Linked DNA regions of Homo sapiens: region 2 is linked to region 1. The links are chromatin loops, found by intact Hi-C in ENCODE. Cell type or tissue: natural killer cell. All regions are shown on one strand. Region 1 overlaps SND1 (staphylococcal nuclease and tudor domain containing 1). Region 2 overlaps SND1 (staphylococcal nuclease and tudor domain containing 1).

Region 1 (4,000 bases):
CAGAATTCTGGTTTATATCATAATCTTTAGAGAACATTTAAACCGTATAAAAAGATTTCAGAAATAGATTTCAAGTGGTATATTGCTCTCCATATATACCTTAACTAGGACTTCTGGAAAGCATAGTTTTCATCACATCTCCATATGGTTTTCTAGGCCACCTACCTCTATCATCTTGGCCATCAAGTACAAAATTAGCATGCTGAAGAATTTTGAGTATTTTGCCTGCATCTCATTACAATTAAACTTCTCTGACTTCAGCTAAGTTAATCTTCCCCACATCCCAAAAGTTTCTTTTTGTGTGAGGGTTTTGGGGAGGACAGCATTTTCAAATATCTATATGTAAATTCCTTTATAAAGGAAACCCCAAGATTCAAAAGCTGTCTGTGGTTATCATTTTCTCAGTTACAGTTTGATAAATTCTTAGAATTTCAAGGTGTGAGAGCTGTGGTCAGCATGTCTTCAAGTATATTGGGGTATTTTACCCCCTCAGTTAGCTGAGAAAGTATCAACCAAGGGAAGAAAGCTATACAACACCAAAAAATGAATATGATGAGTATAGAAGGAGATTTACGGAGACTTTAAACACATAATCGTATACACACTGTTCTGTAACACTTGTCTCTTCTGTCTTTTCCTAGAAATGTTTGCTTTTGAAAACCTGAAAGTTGTTTGAACTTTTATTATCCATTGTTCGAAGCTAGCATTCATCTGATTTTATTATTGGTCATTTGGCCCCATTCTTTATACCCATCTTTCCTTGAAACCTGTTAAAATTAGATTCCTTCCTCTGCCAAAAGCAGTTTCTCTTATTTGCTCATAGCCCTTGATTTTTAAAGTTACCATTTTTTAGTTTTCCTTTGAAGGTGCATCTTCCGTATAGCAGTATGATTGTTACAGTATTTTCCAGAGGCTTCTACATTGGTACATTTTTGTTCAAAAAACTACTGGCTGTTTTTAAGCATGCTCAAGAACTGTATTCCAGAAATTAATTGATGTAAGATTAAATTGTAGGTCCTTCATATTGATGCTTGGAAATACCCGAGGCTCTCATTTATAATTATTCTAGTAATATGGTGGAAGGAGTTTTGGTGTGAGAGAAAGAGATCTAGATTTTCTTCCTTGATCTTCCATTTCCTTGCTTTGTGGGCACAGGTGAAAACATGGCCACACCGAGCTTGATTTTATATCTGTAAATGAAAAAGTTTACAGTAGACTAGGGGAACACATGGAAATGTCCTCAGGGCTCAGATTGATAACTTTATTAGTTTGCTAGGCCTACCATAACAAAATACCATAGACTCAATGGGTTATACAACAGAAATTTATTTTCTCACAGTTTCAGAGGCTGGAAGTCCAAAATCAAAGTGCCTCTTGTTGTCCCTTGGTCTCAGGTTTGGTTTCTTCTGAGACCTCTCTTATTGGTTTGCAGATGACTGCCCCCTTGCTGTCTCTTCATGTCCTCTCTGCACATGTACCCCCTACGTCTCTCTGTCCTAATCTCCCCTTATGGGAGCACCAGATTAGGACCCACTGTAATGGCCTCATTTAAATGTAATCACCTTTTTAAAGCCCCATCTCCAAATACAGTCACATTCTCAGGTACTTGCTTAGGGTTAGGTCTTCAACATATGGATTTTGGAGGAGCATAGTTCAGTCTATGACAGTTACCTAAACATAGTTGGCAGCTTAGTCTAGTAGAGAGAATACTTTGCCCTCATCTTTATCTCTGCAACTATGACTGAAACTCAAGTTTGTCTTGATATGTGATGCTGACTGTTATGGGTCTCAGAGTGTCTGAAGCAAGCTTGACACTCTTAAGTAACTTCTAAATTCAGTTAGTAGCTGTTACAGGTTTGTAAAATTCTCTGCATTTTATTTTTAAGGAATAATTGTAAAAGAAATTGTATATGCAATGGCATCATGTTTTGCTGTTTGGGACCATGCAGTCAAGCTGGCTAAATATGTAGGTAACTTCATCAAATGTACATAATCTGTATCAGGGTAGTCCACCTCTGAAAATTCTAAGGAAAGGATTTAAAGGAAGAGCCAAGCTTTGTGCCTAAAGATGTTTACTGTAACCTGGCCTCTCAGAAAAGGTAGAAACAGTCTAAATAGCCAGAAATAGGGGAATAGTGAGCACATTCAGGTGACAAAACTCCTAGAACTCATGTCACATAGAAATATGTAATGCTGTCATTCTAATCTGGAATAATTCTGGTATAAAATATATATAAATGTTACTTAAAATCAAGCATGTGAGGCTGGACATGTTGGTGCACACTTGTAGTCCTAGCTACTCGAGTTCTTTGCACTCAGAAATTCGAGACCAGTCTGAGTAACATAGTGAGACCTGTCTCATAAAATCAAGCATATGTGCACATCATATATATACATTCAGTCAAATTAATTTTTTTTGAGACAGAGTCTTGCTCTGTTGCCCAGGCTGGAGTGCAGTGGCAAAATCACAGCTCATTGCAGCCTTGATGTTCTGGGCTCAAGAGATACTCCTGCCTCAGCCTTTCAAGTAGTTAGGACTACGGGTGCACACTACCATGCCCAGCTAATTTTTTTATTTTTTGAAGAGATAGGGTCTCACTTTGTTGCCTAGGCTGGTCTCAAACTGAGCATGATTTTTGTTTCCATTTATTTCTATTAATAATAATATGATACTTGTTAAATTGATTTATTGATAATTGACAGCAGGTGATCTTTTTTTTAAGGAAAAACTTACGGACAAAAAAACCCAGGACTATTCTATTTACTAACTTAGTTTTTGGTATCATTCTTATTTTAAGTAGTTATGAGGATACTTTTTCTGCATTATGTTTCAGAAGCACTAGTATTCTAGAAAAGCGTAGGGCCAGGCAGACATGGTGGCTAATGCCTGTAATCTCAGTATTTGGGGAGACTGAGGGAGGAGGATTGCCTCAGCATAGTGAGACACTGTCTCTACTCAAGATTAAAACAAATCAGCTGGATGTGATGGTGCATGCTTGCAGTCCCAGCTACTTTGGAGGCTGAGGTGGTTGCAGTGAGCTATGACTGAGCCACTGCACTCCAGCTGGGGTGACAGAGCAAGACCCTGTCGCAAAAAAAAAAAAAACAAAAAAACAAAAAAACAAAAAACCCAAGAGAAAGAAAAGCATAAATTGAAACCTACTGACATACATTGCTGATTCCTATTAATTTCAAATAATGATACAATTTTTTATGGGATAGTATGTAATTCTAAACTGAATATTAGCGATTTCATAAGAGCAAACTGAAGGTTGCCATTGACTTTTTACTTATTGATAATAAAAAACACTTTTTGTTTCTTTTGCCATAGGAGCTATCACCTACCCTGTGGCCATTCCCACACATTATGTGTACTTCCACTTCCACATCTCTTTTGGTTAGCTCCACTGAGTAGGTACAGTGTGTGTGTGAATGCGAAGTATTTTAATAGTGCAATTTGGCTTTTCATGGTCCTTAACTCTGGAAGGAACTCCATGCTCATTAAGTTTGTGGTGTTGCTGTATTGCAGATGCTGCTGAAGGCTTCCTCTGCCCTAGGCTGCCATCTTTAGTTTGCCTGCATAGAGTAGAGTAACAAAACCAAACCAAATCAGAACTTTGACACCGATGTGGCAGGCTGTGCTTATTATCAGAATATCTTTTAATGTTTGTGTATTTGAGTTTTCGTTGAGCTGATTTTCAGAAATGCTGTCTTTTTAAATTTCCCATTTGCATTTCTGTGTCAAAGTAAAGGATTTGGAATCTGAAAAAGAATAATGTCTAACTTGGTACCAAATAATGTTTCCAGGACTGGTTTGAAGGATCAGATGTGAGTTTTTCAAATTGGAACCTTTTCTAATGGGCCCCTGGGAAATGTCTTAGCTAAATTGCAACAGTGACTGGTGAAGTCGATCGAGGTAAATTGCTCCCATTGCTGAGGGTTCAGAAACCAGGCAGTGGAAGCTAAAATTTCAGGGGAAATCGGGCGGAACTATTGCAGA
Region 2 (4,000 bases), 94 kb after region 1:
CCATGTTGCTCAGGCTGGTCTCGAACTCCTGGGCTCAAGCAGTTCTCCCACCTTGGCCTCCCAAAGTGCTGGGATTATATCATGAGCCACTGCACTGGCCTGGGTATTTTTTTAAATGTAGAGTTTGGAAGTAAATAGGTCTGAGGTAAAAAACTCAGCTCTACTATTAGATACTGTGTAATCATGGGCCTTAGTTTTTTTTGTTTTTTTGATTTTTGTTTTTCCAGCTGTAAGTTAGAGATAATAGTATATACCTCATAAGGATATTGTGAGGATTATAGGTGATACTGCATTTTAAATGTTTAGCATAGTGACTAAGACATAACAATCAAATACTAAAGTGAGCCCTAAGCCCTCCAGAGGGGAGCTGCTTACCATTGACCTAATTTTAAAATCTAATAGTTTCTTCCATCTTTCTCTGTCCTCTTTCCCACCTCTCTCTCACATGTCCAGCTATTTCTTTAAGCTCAAACTTGATTTTATATTCTGTTCTCTTTTTCTTCATCACACTCCCTGTGGCCAACTCATCCACTAATGTGATTGCTACCCAACAGATTCTTTTAAGGATGAATTTAGTAAGTAGTAGCTACCCAAGGTTTAATTTACAAAACAAAACAAAATGCCTCATTGGATTATGGTTGAGGACTCTGTGGTACTAGGGCATTTTATTGTTCCATTGGAGGCACTTTGGTTTGTATTAGTCTCCTCACATCACTTTTTCAGTTTTCATGACGGCAATTGCATTCATTTTCCCCCTAAGTATTGAATGTATACTGTTTCCTTAAGACAGTAATGATTGATAAGTACTTGCATACAGGTAGAAGTAATGGATATGCATGAGTAATGCTTAATGTTTCAGGAAGCTTAACACATATTTACCATTTAGTAGGCACACAATTTATTCTTTAATAAAAACAGTATATTGGATACCTTTCAAATCAAGAGGTGTGCTAGCCAGCTACTTCCCTGGGTATGCTAGCTATCTACTTTACCTGTTTATCTGAGGTGATGAAAAGGCACAGGGCTACCAAATTAGTGTTTTTGGAAATGTTTTTACTCTACCCCCACCTGAAAAGGCTTACTCAAAGCCATAGTCCATGGAGCTTTTAGAATGGCCCTTCCTGCTGTGATGCCTTAGTTAATTTTTCTGCCTTTAGTGAAAATGTGTTTTAAACAGGGAAACAAAAGGAACTTGGAAGGATTTAGCAAATATTGCGATCTTGGAGGTGAGTATGTATGGTAGGATTGGGAGATGTTTAAGAGCATTAGCTTCATAAAGGGAGGTGGACTGCCTTCTATCAGATTTCCATTGTTGGTTTTACATGGAGTCTTCTGACTTTCTAATATATCTGCTTACATATAAACTGGGATTCAGCAGACTGTTGCTTTATCTATTGTGTTTAAAATGTGGTTTATAAGCCATCACGCATTAGGTCAGTAGCAATGGGAACTATATTACAGTTCTCATACCATCCCTCTTCCTTCCCAATGAAAAAGGGATCATTTTGGCATTGACTACAAAATCACCTTTTCTTTTTTTTACACCAAGAAGCAACTAAACAATTCATTTATTCCTGTCACCACTTTTTCAGAAATTTCCCTCTGAAATGTTTATATTGCTTCTTGTGTCACTTAGCACCCTCTGCAGCTGTGGAAAGATCAGATCATTGAGTGAAGGTTAACCACAGAGTCTTTGTAGTGGCTTACTGTCTTTCAAAGCAAGAAACCAAAAATACCCCTTCCTTTCCAAAGAGAAGGAGAGAATTTCAAAGCCCTTAAACTTTTGCTGGACCTATTTATTGCTTGTACTAGAACTATGAATCATTAAGTTAAAAAATATTCTGGTTTCCAATTCTTAGGAAAAATGTCAACACTTTTTTTTTTTTTTTTTTTTTTTTTTTGAGATGGAGTCTCACTCTTCCGCCCAGGCTGGAGTGCAGTGGTCCTATCTCAGCTCACTGCAAGCTCTGCCTCCCAGGTTCACACCATTCTCCTGCCTCAACCTCCCGAGCAGCTGGGACTACAGGCGCCCGCCACCGCCCCCGGCTAATTTTTTTTTTTTTTTTTTTTTTTAAAGCAGAGACGGGGTTTCACCATGTTGGCCAGGATGGTCTCCATCTCCTGACCTCGTGATCCGCCCGCCTCGCCCTCCCAAAGAACACTTTTTTAAAAATGTATTTTTGTTTTCACTTAGTTTTGTAAGTGAGGTTTCTTTTTTTTTCTTCGTAGCACAGTTGGGGGTGTTTACTTGGCAAGCAGAGTCCAGGCAGGGAGGCCACGGGACCCCTGACAGGCACCTCCAAGGAGGATTTTCATAAGAGCAAACACTCAGGGACCAAGGCGAGTCCAAAGGGGCTGTGGAGAGGTTCCCTCGCTTCTGGCCATCAGCACAGCCAAGGCCCCACAACTAAAGGCTTTTATTGGGAAAGGGAAATTGACTGAAAAATGGCCTCCAACTTCCTCACTGCCTGAGACACTTGGACCTCCTCCACAAAGTTCAGGAAAGAAGGGCCCACCAAACTAGGTCCCCAGCAGTCTCAGGTGTAGAGGTCAAAGTCAATGCGTTTGGAGTTGTAGAACTGACCACGAAGGGGGTCCAGCTTCCGGCAGTAAACACCATCAGGAAAGTAGCCTTCGCTCACCCAGGTCTGCATCTGGTCGCTGGTGAAGGGCCCATGCAGCTCGGCATCCCCCGGGTTCTCCCACTTATATTCCCACATCACATCCACCAGACCATCTCCTGGCAACTCTGCTTCTCCTCTCTGGGTAGGGGTTGGGGTCTCCAGTTCCCCCTCTGCCACTTCCTCAGCGAACATGTCTAGGGAGTGTGGGGGTGTGGGATTGTGGGGTCCCTAGGGCCTGGCACCCCAAACCCTTCAGCCGCATGGCCAACTGTTCCCTCGTTTCCTGGTACATGCCAAGGTTTCCCTGGGCCACCATCTGGTCGGCCAATTCGGAGAGCCGGTCCGGGCACTGCGGGGAACTGGGTCACCCAGGCCCCTTGCTGCTCCCTTTGCCTCCTCCTCGGGCCCCCAGATGCCTCAGTGCCCTAGCCACTGTCTCTCTAGGCAATAGGAGCTCCAAAAGTCCCTCCAAGAAGGCTTGGGCACTCACTGGGGTCTGGCCCAAGCTGTCCTCCTCTTCCAAGTCTGAGGCCTGGCGTGGGGTCTCATTTCTAGAGCTTTTACCTGCAGAAGTTCTGTACTTTGTTTATGCAGTGCAGATCTAAAGCAGCTGCCACAATCTGGACCTTAGCAACACTGACATTGGGTTTGGTCCAGTTGCTAATGGACTCTAGGGAACAAAAACACCACTCTCCTGCTCCTGTGATGCCAGCTGGCTAGTATGTAGGCCATAAACCATAATGGACAGGTAGTGGAATTCCTCTTCCTGGACGTCTTTTTCCTTTCTGACCAATATGAAATAAAACTTATTTTGACCTTCTACCCTAAAAAGCAACATGTGCTGAAACAAGTATCTTCTGACAAATTTGTTCTTATCTAGAATGATTAGATTTGGTAGAAGAACGTAGTTATACTTCCAGTTAGCAGTGGCGTGGTATTTCTCTGAGTAGAATGATGGTCGTCTAGAATCTAGACTATTACTTCAGTTTCTTCCTCTGAACAAAACGTTGTTTATGTATACCTGCATTTACATAAACTACAGGGGATGTGAAAATGACTCTCTGGGGCTGCCTCTCTCCATTTTGGACCTTTCTAGACCTCATTGGTTTGGCTGGTTCTGCTTTCACTGTCAGAGCAGATCATTCCAGATGCCATTATGTAATTTTCTGTCTTGGGATATGTGTTTGCATGGGGGGGTGGTTTTGTTTTGTTGTTAAGTGATGTTTAATGTCAAGCCAATAATATGGATATGTAGGCTTGGTTTTGTCATAATGGCCACAAGTTAGCTTATTTATCCTTATTTCCCAGAGACACAGAGAGCCACCCTTCCCCACCCCTACTTAATGTCTACGTTTTGCAGGGGGCTCTTGTCATCA

What was found. Hi-C counts contacts between places; a loop is a spot of excess contacts. Peaks named below come from ENCODE experiments on the same cell type or tissue, not always from the same donor. Only the 100,000 strongest peaks of a DNase experiment are listed, where the experiment ranks them.
Region 2: a loop joins it to region 1, with 2.9 times the contacts of the local background. A loop is called at or near these places in 1 of 110 quality-filtered maps.

What each region holds. Positions count from the first base shown.
Region 1 is chr7:127,760,947-127,764,946 of GRCh38, forward strand. All of the region lies in intron 10 of SND1 (staphylococcal nuclease and tudor domain containing 1), which reads left to right. Among named protein-coding and RNA genes, the nearest start is that of SND1, 110 kb to the left of the region's middle. In natural killer cell, no CTCF peak of the experiment used is centred here; no DNase peak of the experiment used is centred here; H3K27ac peaks cover 857 bases.
Region 2 is chr7:127,855,310-127,859,309 of GRCh38, forward strand. All of the region lies in intron 12 of SND1 (staphylococcal nuclease and tudor domain containing 1), which reads left to right. It also overlaps the pseudogene LOC100196944. Among named protein-coding and RNA genes, the nearest start is that of SND1-IT1, 140 kb to the right of the region's middle. In natural killer cell, no CTCF peak of the experiment used is centred here; a DNase peak (open chromatin) is centred at 1,672.